Regions from separate parts of the Homo sapiens genome. Here all the other regions are linked to region 5. Evidence: chromatin loops called from intact Hi-C (ENCODE). Cell type or tissue: GM12878. All regions are shown on one strand.

Evidence for each region. A loop is a pair of places that touch in the nucleus more often than their neighbours do. Peaks named below come from ENCODE experiments on the same cell type or tissue, not always from the same donor. Only the 100,000 strongest peaks of a DNase experiment are listed, where the experiment ranks them.
Region 1: it touches region 5 in a loop (3.0-fold over the local background); 17 of 110 quality-filtered maps call a loop at or near these places.
Region 2: a loop joins it to region 5, with 12 times the contacts of the local background. A loop is called at or near these places in 34 of 110 quality-filtered maps.
Region 3: it touches region 5 in a loop (2.4-fold over the local background); 5 of 110 quality-filtered maps call a loop at or near these places.
Region 4: it touches region 5 in a loop (3-fold over the local background); 6 of 110 quality-filtered maps call a loop at or near these places.

What each region holds. Positions count from the first base shown.
Region 1 is chr5:68,659,200-68,664,199 of GRCh38, forward strand. All of the region lies in intron 2 of LOC105379013 (a long non-coding RNA gene), which reads right to left. It overlaps LOC105379010 (a long non-coding RNA gene), which reads left to right. Exons shown (of 3, transcript XR_007058808.1): 3 at 1-17. Among named protein-coding and RNA genes, the nearest start is that of LINC02198, 370 kb to the right of the region's middle. In GM12878, a CTCF peak has its summit at 2,239 (motif pointing left); no DNase peak of the experiment used is centred here; H3K27me3 peaks cover 332 bases.
Region 2 is chr5:69,004,893-69,009,892 of GRCh38, forward strand. The region is part of intron 1 of LINC02198 (long intergenic non-protein coding RNA 2198); the gene reads right to left. It overlaps LOC107984116 (a long non-coding RNA gene), which reads right to left and starts at 2,293. Exons shown (of 3, transcript XR_001742709.2): 1 at 2,135-2,293. In GM12878, a CTCF peak has its summit at 3,073 (motif pointing left); a DNase peak (open chromatin) is centred at 3,039.
Region 3 is chr5:68,562,617-68,567,616 of GRCh38, forward strand. All of the region lies in intron 3 of LOC105379013 (a long non-coding RNA gene), which reads right to left. LOC105379011 (a long non-coding RNA gene) reads right to left here and starts at 3,960. Exons shown (of 4, transcript XR_001742694.1): 1 at 2,796-3,960. RefSeq lists an enhancer at 3,008-3,057. In GM12878, no CTCF peak of the experiment used is centred here; a DNase peak (open chromatin) is centred at 3,055; H3K27ac peaks cover 209 bases.
Region 4 is chr5:68,643,253-68,648,252 of GRCh38, forward strand. All of the region lies in intron 2 of LOC105379013 (a long non-coding RNA gene), which reads right to left. Among named protein-coding and RNA genes, the nearest start is that of LINC02198, 380 kb to the right of the region's middle. RefSeq lists an enhancer at 2,153-2,212. In GM12878, no CTCF peak of the experiment used is centred here; a DNase peak (open chromatin) is centred at 1,889.
Region 5 is chr5:68,283,433-68,288,432 of GRCh38, forward strand. The region is part of intron 7 of PIK3R1 (phosphoinositide-3-kinase regulatory subunit 1); the gene reads left to right. Among named protein-coding and RNA genes, the nearest start is that of PIK3R1, 70 kb to the left of the region's middle. In GM12878, CTCF peaks have their summits at 2,624 and 3,076 (motif pointing right); DNase peaks (open chromatin) are centred at 3,122 and 4,699; H3K4me3 peaks cover 1,154 bases; H3K27ac peaks cover 3,576 bases.

The DNA of each region.
Region 1 (5,000 bases), 380 kb after region 5:
AATTTAAACATCAAAATGACAAATGACAGAAGTGGTTATAACATATTAGAGGGAACAAATATATTTTCTGATATTTTGAAAAATCAAGGTGGGAAGAAGAATGGAACACTCCTCTTTAGAGAAGAATACCAACTAATAAATGAGTAGGAAATTTAGAAATAGAAAATTGTCATTTTGTAACCATCATAATGATAATTAATTCAGGCAGGGGCCATGATATCCCAGTCCACATTTGTACCTTTCTTTTTCCACAGTGAGAATCCAGGTTCCCAACAACCTTGTTATGTTTACCCATTTGCCTGGTCCTGCAGTACACACTATCAACAATTTATTAAGTGGAGTTCAAGATTTCCATACCGTTTCATTTTTATTCTTAGAAAATGTTATGTTGGGTTGTACAATCAGCATACTTTGTTCGAAAGTGACTTGAGTACTTTTTCTAATCTGTGATTTTTATCTATTTCATGTAATTTTGGGTTTTTTCTGCTTGAATTCAATTTTCATCTTTTTTCCATTTCTTAATTCTATTTTTTGGAAATGTAAACCTTTAACACACTTTGAAACACAAAACCAAATCAAAAGGGATCCCCAGAGAAATTCCATCTTCTTCCCTATGACTTGCATTTGGTTCTCACTGATCCCTATAAATAACCAATTTCATTCATTTCTAGTTTAATTTCCTTGTTTTGTTTTTGTTGTTGTTTTTTTTTTTTTTTTTTTCAGAAAAATAAGCAAATTTACAGACAAATTTTTAAGCCATTAATATTTGTGTCCTTTTTGTAACAATTGCTTTGGAATTTTGGAAAAATATATGAGAAAATTCCAAAAGATGAAGTCACCCCAAGAACATACGTTTTCATTTCCTGCTTAGAGTTAAGTGAAGAATTTTTGTTTAAGGGAGGATGACAGACGCCAACCTAGTCATTGGACTTAGGGGACTAGCCACTATCACATTCCTCAAAATCTGTATTTTTTTGTCTCAGTAACAAATAGGAATGCAACCAATTTGACCCCGTACTGATTCTCTTGTTGATATGATCAAATTAACCAGCCAAGCAACAGCACTTCCTAGACTCAGCATAATTCTGATCACTTTGTTCTGTAGCTTAATACCCTTCCATGGCTTCCTATTGTCCTCAGGATAAATTCCAAACTTGCAAAGCCCACTGTAGGCTGCCCTCTCCACTTGGCGTGCACACAGACACACACACACACACGGGTTCCTGAGTCCCAACAGTTCACTTCTTTTCTCAACCTGTGCTGTTTGCTTTGCTCACACTGAGCCCAACATTTGAACTGCTCTTCCCACGAAGGGCAAGGAAGTCGGGTGGATGGGTGTCACCTTCACCAGCCCCTCAAGGCAAGTCCATTTGTTGAGCTCTAAAGACGCATCTTACATTGCAGTTTCCCATGTCTGAAACTTGGGAGTTGGATTTATAACAGGACCTCCTGTGACTGCAACCACTTGGAAAGGCATGATGGGAAACTGGGCTTTCCAGTTTAGCCTTGGAGCCAAGGACAGGTGCAGGACGGCTTATTACTGTTCCAGGACAGAACTTGGGACCCAGTAGCTCCTTTGGCCCCAGCCTCTCGGTCCTGCACTGTGGTGTGGCCCTCAGCCCTCCCGATAGTGAGGACTGCACCCCCACCCTGTTCCCTTCATGCCTCAGGCCTTCCAAGTTCCGACCCTGCAATTGGATGACTCTGTCTGCCTCACCTGTTTCCATGCGTTGTATTTCCAACCAGGCTAGTAAATTAACAGTCTCCTAGGAGATCTCTTTTTCTGACTCTCTTCTTGCATTTCTACTTCCCGGATCCTGCATCGGATCCTACATGGCTCTATAGCAATCCCATAAAACCCAGCATTTAATCTTGGTCTAGTTCCTTCTATTGTCTTCAACTCCATGCTTCCACTTGAAGAGAAGCTAACGCAGCAGTAATTTTCAGCCTTGACTGTGAAAAAGAATCACCTGAGAGATTTCTGACTCAGTAATCTATGGGTAGGGCACTAGGATTTGCACTTCCAGCATGTACCTCGGGGACCGCCAGGACCTCTTTAAGAAACCCAGTAGGTAGGCAGTCTGGGCACTTCCTATCACCCTTCACCCTAACTGGGCCCTGTTAATGCTAGAGATACTCTTTCTCCTAATTACTCACAATGACTATTCAGCAGACATCCTTAGGAAACTCTAGGCCTCTAAGCCGACAATTGCTCTCACCAGAACCACTGCCCTCAGCTGGCCCAGTCAGGAACCACAGCTCTAAGACACACTCCCTGCTCTTTACCCCAATTACCTTCTTGCCCTAAAACAGATTTATCTTTGAACTGTGTATTTTTGCACTCAGAAAAATAGACATTATTATGCTGCCTGCTCACACTCTGTTTATTCACACCAATGTAATTTTTATTAAAATAATGTTTGCATATATCATTTGTAAATGTGTTTTAGATAGTAGGCATACTTTGAAATCTCTTTCCATCACCCAACTTGTAGAAAATAATTTCACTAACACCCAGCTAATCAATATTTCTTCTTCAAAAACATAATAAAATGAAATTTGGCTTGACATCTATGAAGCTGGTACAAATTAGTGAGAATTACCACCACCTGGCAGAAAAGTGGCTAATAGACATGGTGGAAGGTGTCCTGGCCATTTATAAGCAGAGTCTGGTGGAGGCGGCCACATAGAACCAAGTCCAGTGGAGGCAGATGATGGCTGGTTTGGGAGGGGTGCTGGGAGACTGTTTTCCTCCAGCCCTTGGGACACGGGCATGCTTGTCTTCACTTCTGAGGATGTCAGCAGCTGCTTTGGCCGAGAGTACAAGTGGTCTTACGTACAAAGCTTTTTTTTTTTTTTTTTTTCCCCACAGAGCCTTGAAAGAAATCAGAAGAGATTCTGAGGAGGTAGCTAAGGAATCCCAGATCACCTAAGAGTTTGGAAAGAAGAAAGAGGGCATGGCACACCCAGGGGAATGACGCCTCTGCACCCCAGCCTGGCCTCACAAGCACTGTAGTGGTTATATACGAGGCTCTGGGGGCTTTCTGCTGGAATCCTCCTCCTGCTCTGCCATGACCAGTTGTGATTCTGGGCAATTTACTTAGTCTCTGTCAGCCTTCCCCATCCACTGGAGGAGAGATAGTTTTAACTCATGTCACTGTGATAACTGCACTGATGACATCAGGTATTTGACACAAAGTAAGCATTCAATAAACATGCCTTTTTTTTGTTGTGGTAAAATAGACATAATAAAATTTATAATTTTGGCCATTTTTAAGGGTATGGTTCAGTGGCATTAAGTACATTCACATTGCTGTGCAACCATCACTACCCTCCATCTCCAGAACATTTTCATCATCTCCAACTGAAACTTTATTCTTTTTTTCAATCCATTAGCTGGATTTAGTCACGTTTATAAATTTCTTTATATGGTGTCTAACACGTTAACTATAACATCAGGAAACACAGGATCCCATTTTAGCTTTTGGATTTTATTTTTGAGCAATTTATTTGTAGGGATTGATATTACATTGCTTTTACTTTTTCTTAGAGGTCTTCCAAATAACAAGAGAAAATTTACTATTTAAAAAATAGAATAAAAGTCAATCTTGCAATTTTTGTAAATCCAAGCTATATTATGGAATCTTAGTGATTTTCTTTTTCTTATATCTTGAAACATTTTGCTATTCATCATTCTAGTCATCATTTGATCATTACTCACCAATTATTCCCAACTGTGTTTAAAAACACTAAAATAATGTGAAATGGAAAAATGATATAATTTCATAAAAGGCTGATGCAATAATGAACTAAACTGTGGCTATTACATCACCTTTTAGTTTTCCTGCTGTCCTGCCCCAAGTATTGTAGAATCATTCAAGAAGGTTTAGGAGAACAGTAAAGACACCATCTTTGTAGTTTCTTCTCATCTTTTATACACAACTGAGCATCCATAATTTTTATTTTCCAACCACAATGGCAAAGATAAGCAAATTTACAGAGGAAGATGTTTCATATTATTAAACAAATCATAAGATTAATGCAAAGAGATTTCATATAAGCAAAATTTTAGACTGTGAGTTTTCAGATGACAATATCCTAAGTGAATTTTTCCAAAGTCTAGAATCAATAAATGGACACTATATTTTTAAGGACAAAAATGAAATATCGTGTCCTCAATGAGTTAGTAACTCAACAGGAAGAACTTTATCATGCAGTGTTCTGTGATCAGAACATAGACCATCCCGTTTTGAAAAAAAAAAAAAGTAATAATATTCTTTTGTCTCTTATGTGGTTGTGCACCAAAATTTGCTTAATATGGGTCATAAGTGGACTAGGTGGGTGTGTACTGAAAGGGGAATGGAAGAAAATAATGTGGAAACCAAAACAATCAATTGAATCATTCTAATTGATAAAACATGAAAATGTTTTGCAATTATAGAATGAAGATGTGAGTCCTCTTTTAAACAAATCATGAGCCACAGTTTTTAAAAATATTTTATTTTGATGATATAACTGCAAGAAGATAAAATTAGAGGTAACGATAAGCTAAACTTTTAGAGATGGACTTGAAATTTGGAATCAATGCTGTATTTCTAAGACCAACATGTTCCAGAATCATGCATGACAATTGATCACCAGTTAATGGCATTCGAAGGAAGTTGCCCAAAAATTGTAGGCATCAATACCTTCTACACCAGGAAAATATGGTAAGAAAAACTGGAGTTTGCTATGTTTACATTTTTATTAAAATTTTTAATAAAGTTATTTTTCATAATATATCTGGTCTTCTGTAAATTACTCATAAAATGACTAAAAAATATAAAAACACAAAAAGGGTCCATTGGACACAAATGGTAAATGGTGAGAACTATTCTTGGTTTACCAAGGATTAAGCACTCAATAAAAGGTCATTGTTATCACTGTTACCGTCATCAGAGTTCACAAAGTTTTATCCGGTCCTAGACTTATTCTGAAAAAGAAACCACATCCTATGTTCC
Region 2 (5,000 bases), 720 kb after region 5:
CCCATGTGGTGGATCAAAGATGGCTACAAATTCTTTGACACTCCTCTCCTGTGGAGAAGGGATCTGTTTCCATTATTCTTGATTCTGGGCTGTCCTGTGACTGCTTTGACCAATGGAGTATCACAGAATTGGTGCTATGCCAATTCCAACCCTAGTCTCTAAAATAACCGGCAGAGTCCTAAGTGAGCCACTATGTAAGAGTCCAACTGGCATTCTAAAGAGAACACGTAGAGATACTCTAAGACTACATCGAGAGGGAGAAGGGCACAAAGCCTGTCAGCCATTCCTGTCAAGACACTAGGCATATGAGGGAAGCCATCTTGGATGCTTCAGCCCACACCAGACTGTTAAGTGACTCCAGTCAATGCCATGTGAAGCAGAAGAATCACCCAACCAAGCACTGAGCAAATTCCTGACCAAGGAACTTGTGAGATAATTAAAATATGGTTTTAAGACACTAAGTTTTGGGGTAGTATGCTATGCCGCAATACATAACCAAGACACCACACTATCAAAAATTAAACACTAGCATCTGCAAACCTTTAATACTCAAAATTCAATCTTTCCTGAATTACCTTAGATTATTGATAGAACAATCTCATGCCAGGCAGACACAGCTACTAGGAGAAGGGGCCAGGTTCAAGTTAAGACAACAGAAGAATTTTCCAGCACCTCCTTTCCAGCCAGAGATAAGTCTCCATTGGCCAGTACTGCCAGACAGAACTCCAGAGATCATGGCCAGGGATCCTGGAGTTTCTCAGCTCACACAGGACCACCATTTCTCAGGGTGTCATTTGACCAGCCCCAACCACTCCAGTACTCTGCCCATGTCCACCAATGCCATGTCCACCACCTCATGGGTGTCACATGTGGTTATTCCTGGAGGTAGGTTAAGAACCAGACCCTCAGCCAGGTGTGGTAACTCACACCTGTAATCCCAGGACTTTGGGAGGCTGAGGCAGGCAGATCACTTGAGGTGAGGAGTTCGAAGTAAGTCAGCCTGGCCAACATGGTGAAACCCCATCTGTACTAAAAATACAAAAAATTAGCCAGGCATGGTGGCTTGAGCCTGTAATCTCGGTACTTGGGAGGCTGAGGCAAGAGGATAGCTTGAACCCAGGAGGCGGAGTTTGCCATGAGCCAAGATCAAGCCACTGCACTCCAGCATGGGTGACAGAGAAAAACTCTGTCTCAAAAAAAAAAAAAAAAAAAAAAAAAGAACCAGACCCTCTACTCCAGCCCTTGCCCTTTCAGGCTGGGATGAGGGAAGGAGGGCTAAGTCTTGGAAGGAGAGATTCCTGGATTAACTTCCTCAGCCCACAACGACTGGCAGTTGCCACCCACTCCAGCCATGTGCCTGTTCTCACCCACCCACAGGGTTGCCAAGGCCTGAGGGAGGTGGCACTGGCAGAAACCATAATTAGGGATTTCATCATATACTTTAGCTAGAATTGAGAACAAATTCTTCCTTACAACATGCAAATCTATTGTTCGACTTTCAAACATCCAACTAACTTTCAAACACATTTTTGGGAACCCATTAGATACGTAAGGAAGACACTACCTCTTCTGAACTGTAGACATGGCCTTGAAATTCAGACAAGAGCATGTCCAGGGTTGACACAATAATGGAAGATTCAAAAAACACGTGATGAAAGAGAACATGGAGGTCAGCAAACATGGTCCAGCAAGGTCCAGGTTGCACCAAGGCAAGCACAGACCCAGAAGCTATGAGGGAAGGAAAGGGGGAAGTACAAAGAGGGTCTTCATCCCTCCTGTGTCCCTGGCTTCAAAGGAGTGAATTCCCATTCAATTTCATAAAAGACTTTTCACCATTTCCTATATAGACAAATTAAAGCAGCAAGTTGACCATCTGAATAATCTATTGTTATAGATCAATGTCTGGATATTACTGGGGGAGAGAGGTGTTTGAGCTTTGAGCTTTTTCTCAAAGGCTAAAGGGACAAATTTTAGGATTTTCCCAAATTATCTCAATAATTTTTTCAACCCTTCACTTCAGACAAAATATTTAAGGAAATGCTATTTCCATAGTATTCTTGGGTCATACCTATAGAGCCACAGCCAAGGGAGGGGCACAGGAGGGAAGAAGGAGGGGTAGAGTCACCCAGATTACCTGTCTGGTTGCTTAGACTGGTCCAATTTCACTAAGAATCACACAAACCTCTTCATTCCTTCTGCTTTGTTCACCTGACCTTTTTCAATTTCTTTTTCCTTTCTCCATTACCCTAAGGGAGTAATCTAGCCACTCTGGCTTTCTTTGCATGCAAAATGTAACAGTTCCTTCTTTCGTCTTTCAGATAAAGGCAGTCTTGGGGAGGGGAAGAGAAAAGTGCCTGGCTTCTCCAAATTAGCTCTGAAATAAAAGTCACTGCCAGATGTTATATAAAAGGTGACGTAATCCTAAAGTACTTCATTACATATGCAGCTCTGCTGTTCAGCCCAGGAGGAGTTTATTACATTTTGTCGATCCCATTTTCTATACCCACATCATTTTTACATAATTTTTCCTGCCTGACAGACATCTTCACATTTTCACAGCAACCCATCAAGATAGCGTTACAACAGCACAGGAAACCAGGCTAGCAGTTTACAAATAATGGTGTTAATAAGTCAGATTTGTCCCTGAGATACAAATCAGGAGTAAATGGTCTATCCATGTGTGTGAAAAGCACATCTATTTCAGAATAACAGGGAAGAAAGCAGAGCACCATTTCAACTGGCACCGTGTTCCTTCAGAACACGTACCAAACCTATTCGACAAGTAGGAAAATGGAGAAATGTCAATCTAAAGTTATTCTTGCAATTCTTTTCGTTTTCCTAATAAATTCTTGGCTCAGAGTGAAATAGATGACCATGGAAAATGCATTAAGATCAAACTTCCTGCCTTTTTGGATTGCACAAAATTTAGAAGAAAATACACCATTCGTACCAATGAAGTATCTAGCTACTGAGATGCTTTAAGTGCAAACACTGAGAGACACTTCCTCCCACTCGCCAGGTGCTAAGCATCCTTCCCTGTCTCCCTGGGCACTCATGGCCCCACTGCCCCCTGATGGTAAAAAGCAGCAGTGCAGGCTGGACCATTCTTCAAGGAGGATTGACAGACTGGAGTGGACGGTTCAAAGGCATTTGCCTTAAGGTCAGTGTGAGAGGCCAAAGACACTGAGCTCCTAGTTACTAGTCAGAAACAAACTTATGCGACTCAGAATTCCAGTGGGATAAGAAAATGCCTGTGACTCCCACCCCAAGGAATCATACATAGAAGGAAATTTCATCTTTAGAACCTCCTTCAGCCTTAAGGAAAGATCCCTGTAAAAATGAACTTTGTGTTTTTAAACAGTAATTATAAACTTAGAGTAATGGAGGTTTTATTCTTTTATAAGAGTGGGACTTGGATATAGGAGAAGGGGAGATGTAAAGGCTTCATGGAGGAATTTTGACCCCCTCCCTTCCACTCCCACCCCCTCACTGCCTAGAAAATAAGAGGTATTAGCAACTAGCCCCAAAATAAATGTACCTAATGTCATACTTTTATCCAAAGTCATCACATTCCATAGTTCTACAAGTAGTTTGTTTCACAGGTTCAAATTTTCTTCTCCTTTTTAAAGCAGTTTTTCTTTATATCAAAGTAATTCATGCACATAGTATAAAGAGTCAAACTGTTCTACAGCAGTCCAAGCAGTCCCTACCTCGTGTTTCCTGCTCCCAGAAGGCAGATACTTCCAGCTCTTTTAACTGAACCATTTACTTTTTACCTCTATATCTCTAAATGTCATGTTCATGTTGCTGCCTCTTGATTTTTTAGTTTAAGCTTCATATATTGACTTTGCACTATGGAAGATGACTTCATAAGTACCCGCACACACATACACAACCCCACCATACATATATACTTCCCAGTATAATTTTGGTAAGAGCAATAATCAATATTTATAGAGCTATAACTATTAAATTCTTGACCACAAAGCCATGTGGTATATCCTGTTCACATTTCCTTTCCTGAACAAGTTTATATTTTCCCTGGAATTAAAAAAACAGTCTTTTCTTCACATGCTATGTTTTATATGTATTGATTATATTAGTTTCCTAGGACTGCCATAACCAAGTACCACAAACCAGGTGGCTTTAAACAACAGAAGTTTATTGTCTTATAGTTCTGGAGACTAAAAGTCTAAAATTAAGTTATCACCAAGGCCATGCCCTCTCTGCAGGCTCTTCCTGCCCCCTTCAGCTTTTGGCATTTGCCAGCAATCCTCAGCAGCCCTTGGCTTGCAGATGTGTCACTCCAATCTCTGCCTTGTTACTTGTTATATGGCCTTTTCCTTTTTTACTTTTTTTTTTTTAACAGGGTCTCACTCTGTTGCCCAGACTGGAGTGCATTGGCATGATCATGGCTAACTGCAGCCTCAATTTCCTGGGCTCAAGCCTTCCTCCTCCCACCTCAGCCTCCCAAGTAGCTAGGAGTACAGGTACATGCCACCACTTCTAGCTAATTTTTTTTTTTTTTTGGAGAGACAGGGTCTCACTATGTTGCCCAGGCTGGTCTCAAACTCCTGGCCTCAAGCAATCCTCCCACCTCAGCCTCCCACAGTGCTGGGTTTACAGTTGTGGGCTACTGCACCTGGCCTATGTGGCCTTTTTCCACGTGTGTGTCTGTCTTCACATGGCATCTCTTCTCTATGTGTGTCTGTCTCTGTGTCTCTTCTCTTGTTATAAGAACACCAGTCATCTTGGATTAAGGGCCTACTCTACTCTTGTATGACCTCATTTTTAACTGACTTCTTAATTATGTCTACAAAGACCCTGTTTCCAATAAGTCATGTTCCCAGGTACCCAGAGTTAGGACTTCAACATATCTTTAGTTGGAGGTGGCAGCGAGAGCACAATTCAGCCCACACTGATCTCCACTAATTTATCCCCAACTCTGAGCAATTGTCTAAGTCTCCTCTGAGTATATTCAAACATTATCTATTTTCTAT
Region 3 (5,000 bases), 280 kb after region 5:
AAGAACAACTGCCGGGGTTTTCTATCGGAACAATTCTCTGAGCTCATTCAGGGCTGAATGACATTCAACGTTTTATTCCTTGGAGTGGAAAGACTCCATTTGAATATCTAGGTATTCAATAAAGACTACAGAAAAGCCAAGCCTTAGTAGTAGGAATAAACTAACACTACAATAAGGCTACTCTAGACCTATCCTAACAAAGCTTAACAATAAGGCTCAAAAGGATAAAACTGATATGCAAGTAACGGCCTGCCAAAGCAAATATCAACACTCTAAAAGACGATAACAAAATCCAAATAGTCAATAATATAACATTCCTAACATCTAACATCCAATAAAAAATTGTTAGATATGCCAAGAAGTAGCAAAATGTGACCCTTAATCATGAGAAAAATAAGCGAATGGAAATAAACCCAAAAGTGGCTAAGAAGTACAATTAGCAGACAAGAACTTTAAAAGAACTACTATCAAAACCCAGCAATTTAAGAGAAAGCAAGGACATAAATAAAGAAGTTGAATATATGAAAAGGAGCCACACAAATGTTCTAGAGTTCAAAAATAACATATCTGAAGTGAAAAAAGATTCACTTAATGGTCTTAACAGCAGATAAGACACTGTAGAAAAAAGGCCAGCAAACTTGAAGATATAGCAATAGAAACTATCCTAAATCAAGCACAGAGAGCAAAAAGGCTGGAAAAAAATGAATGAAACTTTAGTAAGCTGTCAGACAAGCAGTCTAACGTACATGTAATTGGAGTCTCAGATTGAGAGATAAGAGAGGAAGAAGTAAAAAAAAATTTAAAGAAATAATAGTTGAAAATATTCTAAAATTGATAAAAATAATAAGCCTACATGTTCAAAAAGCATGAGAAATGCAGGGCAAACACAAAAAAACACCACACCAAGTGTGATAGCCAACCTTCAAGATGGCTTCCAGTGACCCTCATCTGCAGGTATTCATGCCGTTGTATGGTTTCCTTCCATACAAAATAGTGCTGACCTGTGTGACCAATTGGATATTGTGGAGATAATGGCATGTGACTTCTGAGTCTAGATCACAAAAGGCACTGCAGCTTCTGCCTTGCTTTCTTTTGAATCACTTGTTCTGAGAGAAGCCAGCTACAATGTCATGAAGACACTCAAGCAGCTCTGTGAAGAAGCTCATATGTAAAGAAATTGAGGCCTCCTATCCAAGTCACCATCAACTTGCCAGACACATGAGTGAGCCATCTTGGAAGCAGACCCTGCAGCGTCAGTCAAGCTTTTAGATGACTCCAGGCCCAGTCAACATCTTGACTGAACCTTCATTAGAGACCCACAGCAAAACCAAGTAAGCTACACCTGAATATCAAACCCACAGAAATGGCAAGAGATAAGTGCTCGTTGTTTTAAGCCACTTGACTTTGGGGCATAATACTTTACACAGAAATAATTAGTTGTGTTTCTATTTGCTCATAAAAAAAGAGGAAAACAAAATCAAAAAAAAAAAAAACCCTTAACAATAGCTATGAAACAGCATCTACTGAAAATTACAGAACATTACTAAGAGAAATTAAAGTAGACCTAAATAAATGGAGCTACCTACCGTGTTCACAGAGTAGAGGACACAAGACTATTAAATACCACTTTTTCCCAAATTAATCTATAGGTTCTAGCAATCTTTTCGTAGACACTGATAAGCTCATTCTAAAATGTATATGGAAATGCAATGAACCTAAAATAGCAAAATAAATCTTGAAGTAAGAACAAAGCTGGAGGCCTTATATGCCTTACGTCAAGAATTATTACAAAACTACAGAGCTCAAGATAATGTAGGGTTAGCATAAAAGTAAACATCTAGAAAAATGGAATGGAATACAAAGTCCAGATATGGATCACACATATGTGATCAATTGGCTTTAGCAAGGGTACAAAGACATTTCAGTGGTAAAAGGAAAAATTTCCAACATATGGTGTTGAAATTACTGGAAATATATGAGGGGAAAAATGAACATCAACTTTTATCACACGCAGCATGAAACAGTCCTAGAACTAAATGTAAAAGCTACAACTGTAAAATTTCTAGACAGAATTTCACAAAGAGAAAGTTTTTGTTCACAAAGAAACAGGAGAAAATCTTTGTGACCTTGAGATAGGCAAAGATTTCTTACGTAGTACACCAAAATCACAAATTATAAATGAAAAAATGATAAATTAGACATCATCAAAATTTAAAATTATTATTCTTCAAAAATCACTATTAAGGAAACAAAAAGGCAAATCACTAAACAGAAAAAATATTTGCATACATGTATAGCAAGGTGTCTAAATCTGGAAAATAGAAAGAACTAATAACTCGATAATAAAAAGGCAAACAAATTAAAAATGAGCAATGGATTTGAATAATAATTTCTTAAAAGAAGGTGTATGAATGGCCAGTAAGCACATGAAAAAGTGTTCAACTTTGAGTAATGAATTGTACACCTTAAATGGGTGAATTGGATGGTATGTGAATGATATCTTGATAACACTTACGTAAAAAATGAAACAATGAAGCTAGGAGTGGAGGAAGGAGTAAATTGCAAAGACACGTGATACAGAAAAAGTGGCAGATAGGAGGCAGGACTAACTTGCAGATCCCACCTGGACAGACACAGCAGTGTGTGGAGAGTCACATTGTGAACTTTTGCTCCAAGAACTCCTACAGGAACATACAGGGAAAGCCGAGAGAATCTACAAAGCCTGTGAAAGAGGTGGAATGCCACTGCAGCTCTGTGAGACAGCCAAGGAACTGTGAGTCCACTTTCTTTCTCACCTGGGAGTCTCGTAACCTGGGACAAGTTCTCAGCCTTGCTCACTGGTTGCCTGGAAATAAATTCAGTGCTGTTTGCGGGGACATGGTGGGAGTGAGACTGGACTTTTGGGCTGCATGGGAGACGGGTGAGGCCTGTGGTTGCCGGGTTTCCCCCACTTTCCTGGCAACCTGTGTGATGCAGCAGTGGCAGCCATAATCCCTCTGGGACCATAACTCCACTGGCCTGGGAAACCACAACTCCATCCCCCACAGCAGCTGCAGCAAGCTCCACCCAAGGAGAGTCTGAACTCAGACAGCCTAACCCCGCCTCAACGTGATGATCTTTCTCCACCCACCCTGGTAGCTGGAGACAAAGGACATAATCTCTTGGGAGCTCTATAGCCCTGCCCACCACCTGATACTTGGGCAAGCTTGTATCCTCCCTATACTACTGCAGCTGATGCACTTTTGAAAGTGCTACCTTTTGGCTGGAGGCCAGCCAACACAAAATCAGTGCACTTAAAAATACAACCACGGACCCCTCACAGAGTCTACTTCAGTTCCCTGCTACCTCCACCAGAGCAGGTGCTTGTATCCATGGCTGAAAGACCTGAAGACGGATAACATCACAGGACTCTTTGCAGATATTCCCCAGTACCGGCCTGGAGCCCAGTAGCTCCGCTGAGTGGCTAAATCCAGAACAGAAATAACAATAATGGCAGTTTGGCTCTCAGGATGCCCCATCCCTAGAAGAAGGGGGAAAGCACCAAATCAAGGGAGCACTTCGTGGGACAAAAGAATCTGAACAGCAGCCCTTGAGTCCCAGATCTTTCCTCTGACATAGTCTACCCAAAAAAGAAGGAACCAGAAAAACAATTCTGGTAATATGACAAAACAAGATTATTTAATACCCCCAAAAGATTATACTAGCTCACCAGCAAAGATAAAATCTCTGAATTGCCAGGAGAAGAATTCAGAAGGTCGATTATTAAGCTAATCAAGGAGGCACCAGAGAAATACGAAGTTCAGCTTAAAGAAATAAAAACAATGATACAGGATATGAATGGAAAAATCTCCAGTGAAATAGATAACATAAACAAAAGACAATCACAAATTCTGGAAATGAAGGACACACTTAGAGAAATGCAAAATGCACTGGAAAGTCTCAGCAATAGAATTGAACAAGTAGAAGAAGAAACTTCAGAGCTCAAAGACAAGGCTTTAGAATTAACCCAATCCAACAAAAACAAAGAAAAAAAAATTTTTTAATGAACAAATCCTCCAAGAAGTTTGAGATTTTGTTAAACAACCACACCTAATAATAATTGGCATTCCCGAGGAAAAAGAGAACTCTACAAGTTTGGAAAACATATTTGAGGGAATAACCAAGGAAAACTTCCCTGGCCTTGTAGATCTAGACATCCAAATACAAGAAGCTCAAAGAACAACTGGGAAATTAATTGCAAAAAGATCATCAGGTTATCTAAAGTCAAGACAAAGGAAAGAATCTTAAGAGCTGTGAGGCAAAAGCATCAGGTAACCTACAAAGCAAAACCTATCAGATTAATAGCAGATTTATCAGCAGAAATCCTACAAGCTAGAAGGGACTGGGATCCTATCTTTAACCTCCTTAAAGAAAACAAGTAACAGCCAAGAATCTTGTATCCAGTGAAACTAAGCTTCATAAATGAAGGAAAGATACAGTCTTTTTCAGACAAACAAATGCTGAGAGAATTCACCACTACCAAGCCAGCACTACAAGAACTGCTAAAAGGAGCTCTAAATCTTGAAATGAATCCTCAAAATACACCAAAATAGAATCTCCTTAAAGCATAAATCTAATAGGACCTATAAAGCAATAATAAAATGAAAAAACACAAGGTATTCCGGCAACAAATAGTATGATTAATAGAATAGTACCTCACATCTCAATACTAACATTGAATGTAAATGGCCTAAGTGTTCCACTTAAAAGATACGGAATGGCAGAATGGATAAGAATTTACCAACCAACTATCTCCTTCCTTCGAGAGACTCATCTAACACATAAGTACTCACATAAACTTAAGATAAAGGGGTGGAAAAAGATATTCCATGCAAATGGACACCAGAAGCAAACAGGAGTAGCTACTCTTAAATTATACAAAACAAACTTTAAAGCAACAGCAGTTAAAAAAGATGAAGAGGGACATTATATAATGATAAAAGGACTAGTCCAACAAGAAA
Region 4 (5,000 bases), 360 kb after region 5:
ACCCAAAGAGGACTATGGCACTAGCAAGTATTTGTTTTCTCAGGTACTAGTGATTCAAAGAGAGGGAGCTAAAAAGGGGAAAATTAAAATCAAAAGCCTAACTTATTTTATGCAAGAGATAGCTGAATTCTAAAATTTTTGTTTTGTTTTGTTTTGTTTTTTTACCCTCTCATGGGCCTAGCCTTAGGATTTCTTTCACCACAAATCCTTTCATAGATGGGATCCCTATCTGCCATAGCAGCTGCTACCTCTGAGAGACTTGAAGCGACCTCTACCTCACACATGAGAGAAAAGACCCTTCTTTTTACTTCTTGGGGAATGTAGTGATTCAGGACTGTAGTGTTTCCTCTTGGAGTCTCTCCCTAGAGGTTTTCCTATTGTTTTTGCTCTAAGCAGAGTCCCCACATCCACACTCCCCCACCCCCTCCATAGCACAATCAATATTAACTCATTCATAACAGAGGAGCAGCCTCTTTTCCAATCACAGTTCTGCTGACTTGTTTGGGATTGGTTTGGGTTGAGTCACTAAGAAACATATTAGATTAAGGCACTGGTCTTTTTAATAATAATATAGAATCTCCACACCTCTCAAATAGACCTCAAATTTGGGAGCCATTTATTTTCATTACCCTCTCTTCATAGGAAAAATTGAGGACCCCGTTTATTTACTTAAAACAACAATAAGCTGAATCACTGTTGCTATTTAACATCTTACTTTTTAGAAAATATTCTTTGTGGTGCCTGACGGCAATGCTGCAAAGGAAACAACCAGTTTAAAAATAGGAAAGATAAATTAAATAATACCAATTTACAAACAAATTTAAAATCGAAACAATCCCCCATACACACTCTTCTTGGTCAGCTCTGCCTCACCCTAAGAGATCAGTAGGTAAACAACATTCTGTTACCTCTGTTTGCACCCATGGATCATCAGGTGAGAGGGCAGGTGTTTGGGAGTAGTTGGAGAGAGGGCTGAAACAATATTTTTGCACCAAATAACTTGGTCTCTCCAGTTTGTAGTTAGTTTATAATGAGTTTGTGATCCATGGATCTCACAGGCTGCTTCCTTGTAACTTAATGAACCATAATGACAATTCCAAAGGCTACATTAATTTCTTTTTAAAATAAAAGAAGGAGGGTCTGCTGAGAGTGGATGTTAGGAACTAAGCTATTTCCATTACCCTATTTTAAGTAAAGCGCTAGCTAGAAGGCCCATGTACCAGCTACTGCTAACTCCTAACTTCAGAAACTCATTTGCAATGAGCTTTCCATACCTCTTTGGGTGGGAAATGTACTATTGCTTCTCTTCTTAGCGAGGCTATCAAGAAACACACTTCAAAAAATTCCCACAACACACATAATCATTCTTTCAAAATAGCAATTTGGCTGTAGCAGCCTTCTTCCCATTCAGCTAAGTGTGTGAAAGGTAATGGAGACAGCTAATGCCTTTTGGTTTTGCTGTGGGCAGGGGAATCTTACCATCATATGTAATTAGTAAGAACTACCAGAAAACAGACAATTGTTATAGAAGTCACACTGAAAATACTCTAACAAATAGTCTAAGCAACATTCATTGAGCTCCTTTGGGGGTGGGGCAAGGGGGGTAATTTTCTGGTGTTAAGAATGTCATAAGATTGCCAAGGTAGTAAATGACTGGGACTTTACAAAGGCCTTTGGAAGGAGAGGGGGCAATCCCATGAGAAAATGACAGGTACTGTTTTATTTCCATGGTCCTTTTTTACCTGCCAGTTCTTACTTCTCAGTGAACACAACTGATGTCCCCACTTTCCCCAACAACAACAATGACAATAAAATAAATTTTAAAAAGATTCTCGGTATGAGTCATGAGCTTACCCACTGTGGACCAGGAAGTTCTCTTCAGGCTCTCACCTGCTAAACTATGGCAGAAGTGATTATGCAAAGTTTTCAAAAACCCACAGCACAGCTCTCCTCCTGCTGGGCTATGAATGGAGACAAGGGACTGGTACTAGTGAGGGCCATTCGGAAGAGGAAGTGGGTGAAGGCTCTGCCACTGGCCAAAATCGGGTTGCACCTCTTCTCCCATGCTCCCCATACAAGCCCTGACAATGACATTCTCCTGGAAGCCCATTTTCATTGCTGCCTCCAGGCCTTTGCTCTCCTGTTTGTCTGGGACTACCTGAGAGCCCTTCTTCTAAACCCATCCTAGTCTGATTCGAACTCATTTTTCAAGGACCTACCTCTTCCCAGTTTATAGGCCATTTTCTCTCATTTCAGCCCACACTGCGCTCTCCTTTCTCTGAATTCTTGCAGCACTTATAATCTCTATAATTATAATAACAACAATATTTTAGTTATTTACGTATCAAGTACTCACTACATGTCAGGTGCTATGCTAAGTAGTTTACGTAGTCCCTTATTTAATCTTCACAGCTATCCCAACCTATGTTACATTTGAGGAAACCGTGGTTACGTGGTTAGTAAGTGGCAGGATGGGATTTGAACCCAGGTCCATCACTGGTAAAGCCTGTGTCCTTCCCCATGGTCCATATTTCATTTTTTGGGCTACCTCACAATATACTTGCACTGCATCCTTTTTGTATATTTTATATTTCATTTTATGTGCTTGTGCCTCATGTTCACAACAGAATTTATGCCTCTAGTGAATGGGGCTACTTATTAGATGTGTGTTTACTGCCCATTTTGTCAAGCATGGGATCAAGCATTTAGTAGGTGCCTAATATTTGTGACTGGATATAGCATGAATAGACATGCATCTTTCTTCGAAACTCTCAAAGGTCTTTATAAGAACAATCACACCAGACAGTGGTGCATGGAGGAGGGGAGCAGTGTAGTGGTCGCGTGTGAAAAGGGTCCCTGAATAGCCAATAAACCATCTTACTCCGGTTCACTGTGATCCCCTTAACCCCTCAGTAATAGGCAAGGCCATGTGAAGCCTGGCACAGATAGAGTATCAGAGAAATCCCAAGAGGTGCAGCATCCTTGCCACAAAAGCAGTGTGGCTGTGGCAATCATTGTTCCTGAAGCTTCTCTGAGGATCCAAGATCACTTCAGCCAATCAGCTCCAGGATGGAAAGAACTTCAGGGTTTTACTGGGCTTCCTTGCCAAGCTTTAAATAGCTTAGTTACATCATTGAGAACCAGTGCCAAATGAAAGTCTTTCTGATTGACCTGCTATTAGGAGGCCACTGCATTATAAACCTTCAAAGCTTTAGCCATAAAATAATTTCAAATGCAGTGTCAAGAGAAGTGTTCCAATATGTAATAAGTAAAACTTAGAAGACGTATAAAAATTAAAGAGTGGGTCAACTGGTTCAAATGGCACACAAATTTAATGTGAGTGTCACAGTCTAATGGAAAAAACAGCATCTCAGGATCCAAGGGGGTTCACATCAATTCCAGCTTTGCCCTTCATATAACCTCAGCCATGTTACTTCATCTTACTGTGCCTCAGTCTCCTCAGCTGCATGACGAAGACTGCGAATTCATTGATTCTCAAATTACATGCTAGATATTATCTGAGGTTCACATGATGGCATAAGCTTCCTTTCCCAAACCTCATGTAAATACGTACCATATGTTTCTAAAAAGTTCTCTGTATACACACCTCTATTGCAAAAGTATATCACTCCGCAAGTTCTGTCGAGGTAACAAGCCCCATTTTAAAGAAAAAAGAAAGGGAGGGGAGAATTACATTCAGGGTCAGAGAAAATAAGGCCAGAAACATACAGAAACAGGTTCCAGATATGCAATCTGCTGCTTATCCATGGAGCCATGCTACTTTCCTTTAAGAAGAGAGCGCTTAAAAGAGTAAGGTTCTACCTCTATTCTCATCAAGGGGAGCAACACTTTTGTAATGACTTATAAAGTGACTTGAGAAAAATACTTTCTTATCACAATTTCCATGTAAATTCAAAATTACCATAATTTCCATGCCAATTCAAAATTAGGAAAATACTTAACACATTTTCTTAACTGTACAAATGCCAGGGGAACAGAGTCCAAGACTCACTGTAGAGGGAAAAAACCCAAGGTTCTCACAGAATCTCCATCCCCAGCCCACTTGGCCAGAGTTTTCTTTCTTTTTAAATTCTTGTGTCTCTACCTCTCACAGGTCTCCTCTTCCTCTTTTCCTCTTGTCACACTATCTGCTGTCTCTCCTGGCCACCTCTAGAAGCCAACACCCTCATCCTTTACCCTTTCTTTGCTTGTTGCATCTAACTTTTAAGGGGCTCAGAGGCAAGAGGCCAAAGCCTGTTAAAATCAGAAATAAAGCTACAAAACTGGAGAAGACCTGAGCTGCCTCCCTGAGAAAAGCACACAAGTGTGACATCTGCTAGTTGCTAAGTCCTTGTCTGTCACAGACAGTGGTAGAGGTCTATCTTTCAGAGTAAAGAAGCCTAGCTTGATCTAGAAAGCAGCATCATTTGGGCTCTTGACTTTGGGAGAAGGAGTCCTTCTGATATGACACACTAGTTAATTCCTATTCCACAAAAACCATAACTATGGCACAGTTAAAGCACTATAGCAGGCACAGGTAATGAATAGGGTCACTTTCCTGAGTGACATCTCCACTAAGATCTTTCATCACATCAGACATCTGTGACCCAGCCAAGCAGCAGTTACGAGGTCAGTCCTATAAGAGAAATAATAGGAGGTGGGGATGGGCATTTGAGCTTAGCAAAGTTGTAATCTAATCTTTCGGACTTTGGTCATAAATGGGACAAAGTCCTAAAGAGACCACACTGGGTGTTAGGGAATAAAATGGCACTTTCCTCAAAGAAACAGCTAGAAAGGAAGCATCCCAAGCTATATCCCGAAAGGCTCTAACCTCTGGGACTAAATTACAGTCATCAGAACCTTTATCTTACAAATGAATTGTTAATTGTACTTACCCCACCAGGACCCTCATTTGTATCTGTTTCTCAACTTCACCCATGAGCCTTCCATACACTCCTTCCCACCCTGTGCTAGATGCCTCTCCTCTGATGCACAACACC
Region 5 (5,000 bases):
GCTGGTGACTTTCTAGGGTAATGGAGTAGACAGAAAAGGCTCATAGAAGAAATAGGGCTTGAAATGTGCCTTGAAGAATAGGTACAATTTGAATAGGCAAAGGAGAAATAGCATTTTGATGCATGGAGTTTAAAGACTTATTCAAAATAAATTACACAGTACAAAATAATGGCTTGGTATTTTACAAAAGCAGTACATATTTTAAGTGATAGTATCACAAAAAACATCATTTTAGAGTTGAAAGCATTGTCCAGCTTTACCAATTTGGACATGAGGAAACCGAGGCCCACAGATAGAGGTTCGCTCTGTGCTACCCGGCCAGTATGGGCCCAAACCGGGTCTGCCCAGGAGCCGCCTCCTACACTCCAGCCCATTCTATCTGCCATGCCCTGCTGCCTGGATTTTTGGAAACTTCGTGAGCAATGAGGCTGCTTTTAGTGTCCAATCAAAAACTCCTCTGAAGTTTCCAGCATGTAATAAACTAAAAATATGTGAAATTAGCCCCCATGGGTCACATATAGTAAACAAAGTCAGGGCAATGTTTATACTTTTCAGGATAAGGCTCCAAATCACTCCATGAGCTGTGCAGTGGAAAAAAAAGTGGGCTTCTGACTCAAATAGATCTGGATTGGAATCTCAACTCTCTCGAGTAACTCAGCTTTTCCAAATTGTTTTCCAGACTGTGGAATTGGGTTAATGCCTCTCTCCTGGGGTTGGTATGAGATTTAATGAACTGATAATTTCTCTGCTATCTATCGCATCAACTCTAGCTTTTGAGGCCTTATGGGAGCTGTCCTCATTCAGCAGGTCTGATTCCTTCAGTCCACCCATTCCTCATTAGTTGTGTGAATCCTGTCAGGCCTTTTTCCTTACTGACGCCATGTTCCCAGCCAGCAGAGCTACGGCCTCTAGGAGCCTGTAGGGGCTAAAAGGGACACTTGGGAAGTTGCCACCCTGATGTGGGTACATTGCTTGGAGGGAGAAAGGTGCCTTTGTATGAATATGTGGCTTGGTGAATGGAGCAGCCTAGATTTCATCACCACTCCTCCATCTTGCCTAGGTGCCTTTGCACAGTGCACAAAATATGCAACCATACGTCGCTGCCCCAAGCAGTGCCATCCACTTTATCTGCACTCAAGTAGGTCCTTCCCGTTTTATATGCAAGTTAAGTCGACCCATTCAGTATGTTTATGCCTTTAAGCTTCCTGTCACCTTATGTTTAACTGTCTATAGTTTTTCCTATTCATCTGCTTAATTACATTTCTAAAGGGTAGGGGTAAAGGCTTTTTCTCCTTTTGAGCTCTTCCTAGCAGAGAACTAGGTACAGCATAATAATTATCTAAATTTTTCTTTGATAAACTTCCAACTTTCAAAGAATAGTAATACATCAACACATCTAATACATCCAGCAATCCTGGGAAATAAGGATTCTCCTCATTTACAGAGGGAAGCTAAGATTTGGAAAAGGTAGGGCACAGAGTAAGCTCTCTAGACTTTGTTGATAGTTTGCTGTTCTATTTTGTTACTAAAAAGTCTTAACTTGTCGTTTGGCTTTCAATATTTTTTTCTTGAATCATTGTGTTATCTTTACCCAATTAATGCTTAGGCAGGTAAAGTAGATTTCTGTAGGCAAACCAAGGTAAAAATAAGTCTATTTAACACAGGGTGCCTTTGAATGAAACCCATTATAAGTGTATTTACATATTTCAGATTTCATGGATATATTCAGAAATATTAATGTAATATAATTGAAGTCTAATATTGCACCCTCAAGCCCAGAGTGGAAAATAAATGACTCTTTCTACCCCTTGCCCTTCTACACCTGTCAAAGTTAATTTTTAACCACTGGCACATTGCAAAACATTCATCCTGAAGAGCCTGATTCATAAATCTTGTTTTAAATGCTCTGGGCTTGGTTCTCAACCCAGACTAAAGGCAAGCACTAAGGTAGAGGGAAATGACATTCAAAGAGTTTTACTTGTCTCTGATTTAATTTTTATTGGTTTAAAATGTGGTCTGACATTAGAGGGTTGCTTCAAAGGTGAAAAATGAAACTTTGAAAAATTACATGTTTGTAGATGCGTAGAACTAAACGGGCAAGCCACACTAGGTTTTGTCAAACAATAGTTTTATTTGTGTCCTGAGAGACACAGGTATTTTGGTATGTATGTGTTTAGGAGGGGTATATAGTCAGTTTTACTTTTGTTTTCACAGTGCAGATGTCTCTTTGTCTCAAGGGACAAAGATCTGAGGGAGAATTGCAGGGGGGACTACTTTATTCTGCTAAGCAGTGGGGATGCCTTTATCAGAAACCTGGTAGAATGTGTCAGAGTTTATACATACGTAAACCTGGGCTTATTTATATACTTAAATGGATGTTTTCCTTAGCATAATGTCAGTTAAGACCAGTGGATATGGAGCAAATAATTTGAATTACCCTAAAAGGCCCTCTGTTCTAAGTTGTCTTAAGTTAAAATTATGAAGAGAGGTATTCATTTTACCCTTAGATGAAGATTTTGGTTAATTTTTGTTGTCTATTCTTTTTTTCATGGTCTTTGTTCATAAATGATGTCCAGAAAAAGAAGAAGTTTTCTAGGTTGAAAGCTGCTTGTGCAACATTTGCCACTTGATGGTGACTTGTACATATGAAATATAGTATTCAGTTTGTAACTTTTGAACAGTTTAAGGATCAAGAGACATTTTCCTAACTATATCTGCTGAGAAGTGAAACAATGGGCTGTATTTGCCTCTGAAATGAGTTTTACGAAACTTTGAGGAAAGGGAGAATGATACATATTGTTTTAAAGAATCCAGAAGGTAAAGTTAGTTTTCCAGTGTGTCTAGGCCTTTGAGGTCCCAGAGAAATGCTGACATTAAAATAAAAGTTTTCCTACAACACTAGCAGCTTCGTGAAAACTGTACTTTTGATTTACTAATTAGTGAGTCATATAGATCAAGTGACAGTAATACAATTATGTACATTAGTTGGTGTCAAATTTGGACATACGAAATATACAGAAAGTTGATGGTTTTCTCCCAAAGCAGGAATTACTGATTCAGTTCTACCAGCAGAGGGCTCCCTTTTTTAAGCTAATAAAGAACATGTGTCTTGCAGATCACTTTTTAAACACTAAAATTCAACGGGAAAAAGATTCAGCTCACACTTTCCTAATATAATAGGACCTCTTTGGTAGATGATTGTACATATTGTGAGAAATTTGTTTAAGGCAAAGTTTTTCCAATCTATTTCAAGACTTTCTATACGTTGAGAGAGTACTGCTTTCCAGTGGCTTATTTTCTTCTGAAACAGAAAATATACTGGTGGACTTAACAGAGCATTTTAATCTTAGAAGGTTTTGACATGAAACATCATGTGAATCCAGACAGGTATGCTTAGGAGACTGATGTTTCCAATGTTTCTAGCTTTAGAAAGGCTATTTTTAAAAGTAGGGCAAGATTATGCAGCTCAGGATGCAAGGGTATTCTCTGAACTAACCATATGTCCCTATGATCAGATGGCAGATTCACTTATAGACTGTTATTTCCATTGGGAAAGTTTTTCAATATTATATCAGTTGCACTAAAGGAAAGTTTGTAAAATCACTTTCATTGTGGGTTTAACAGCACTTTCCAGATATTTCAAGTAACCCTGAAGCTAGTTGCTGCTGTTGGCCTGTGTGGACTTTATGTGACCACTGGATCACTTTCCCATGCAGAGTATGAGGGTATTATTGAAAGAACCTATGTCTTCAAAGGGAATGAAATGTTTTGTTTTAATTTAAGCAAGCTAAAAATAGAAAACAGAAAAAACCAGAGTTTTGTTAGGGGTGTGAAATTTTTTGCATGTGGCTTAAAAGATTAACTTCAGTTTTGTCCATTTTTTTTTACGTTCTCTAGCAAAGGGAAGTGAGGAGCAGGGACAATGGGTAGAGAAGGGCATTTGAAACCATCAGAAGATTGGGTTCTAGTCTTAGGGCTATAATCTTCTGTAAACCACTTCACCTCCCTGGGTCAGATTTCGTTTTCCCCTCTATGGCATGCAGGAATTGATTGAAGTGAACTCTAAATTACTTTCTGGTGTAAAGTTTGGTGATTTCCCTGGATAACCTTAAAGCTATCTATGCTCATGCAACTGAAAATTTTCTTAGATCAAATTTTAATTAAATAGTAGTCAGTAATCCCAAGTCTGGTCCATTGCCACTTTCTCAAATAAAGGGCAAACATCCGCTTAGAAAGGTATGCCCTTCTCTGCCCTTCTATCCTTTACCCCATTAGCTGGCACATAAACCTAATGCAGAGACACCTTTTAATTAGCAGGTCATATGGCCATTTAAATGCGAGTTGCAATCGACCTCATAAAAATAGCCGCAGTGTTGTTTTATTCTGAATCGTCACATGATCATGGAGTATAGTATGCATATGGTGTGGGGTTTAATATTCGTCCGAGGATGCCCTCCTACTACTTACTATTGAACATTTTTGTAATCTCCTCCCTGCCCGAGTTGCTCACAAGGGCTTTCCTGTTACACCTGCAGGGCTGTCTGTGCTGGTGTGTGGGAGGAGGTGCAAGAGGTGGACACGAGCGAGGCGCTGTGTTCTGGGTTGTTCCAAGAGGTTCAGGCCTTTACAAGTGAGGCTTTGATTCTATTTTTTGCTGAACTAGCTCAGCCACTTCCTGTGTTTGGCTGTGCATAGTGCCTCGCTTCACTGTCGGCTACTTGAGCCCCGCGAGCCAGCCAGCGCGCTCAGCAGCCAGTGAGACTATTTTAGGTCCCCTCACAATGGCCTTCTCATTTCCCAGGCGAAAATGAGCAAGTTGGTCTTGCATTGGCCACTTGTCAGCCGATGACAACTTTGACTTGGGCTCCCCTCCCCCTCCCGAAATCCCTAGCTCAGCAAATATTTGAACCTGCCCAAGTTAATCATGAAGCTGCGATCTTTATCTAAGGGAGACGTGCGAGCGCCTGGGCTCCTTTCCTCCCCGATACAGTAGCGAAATC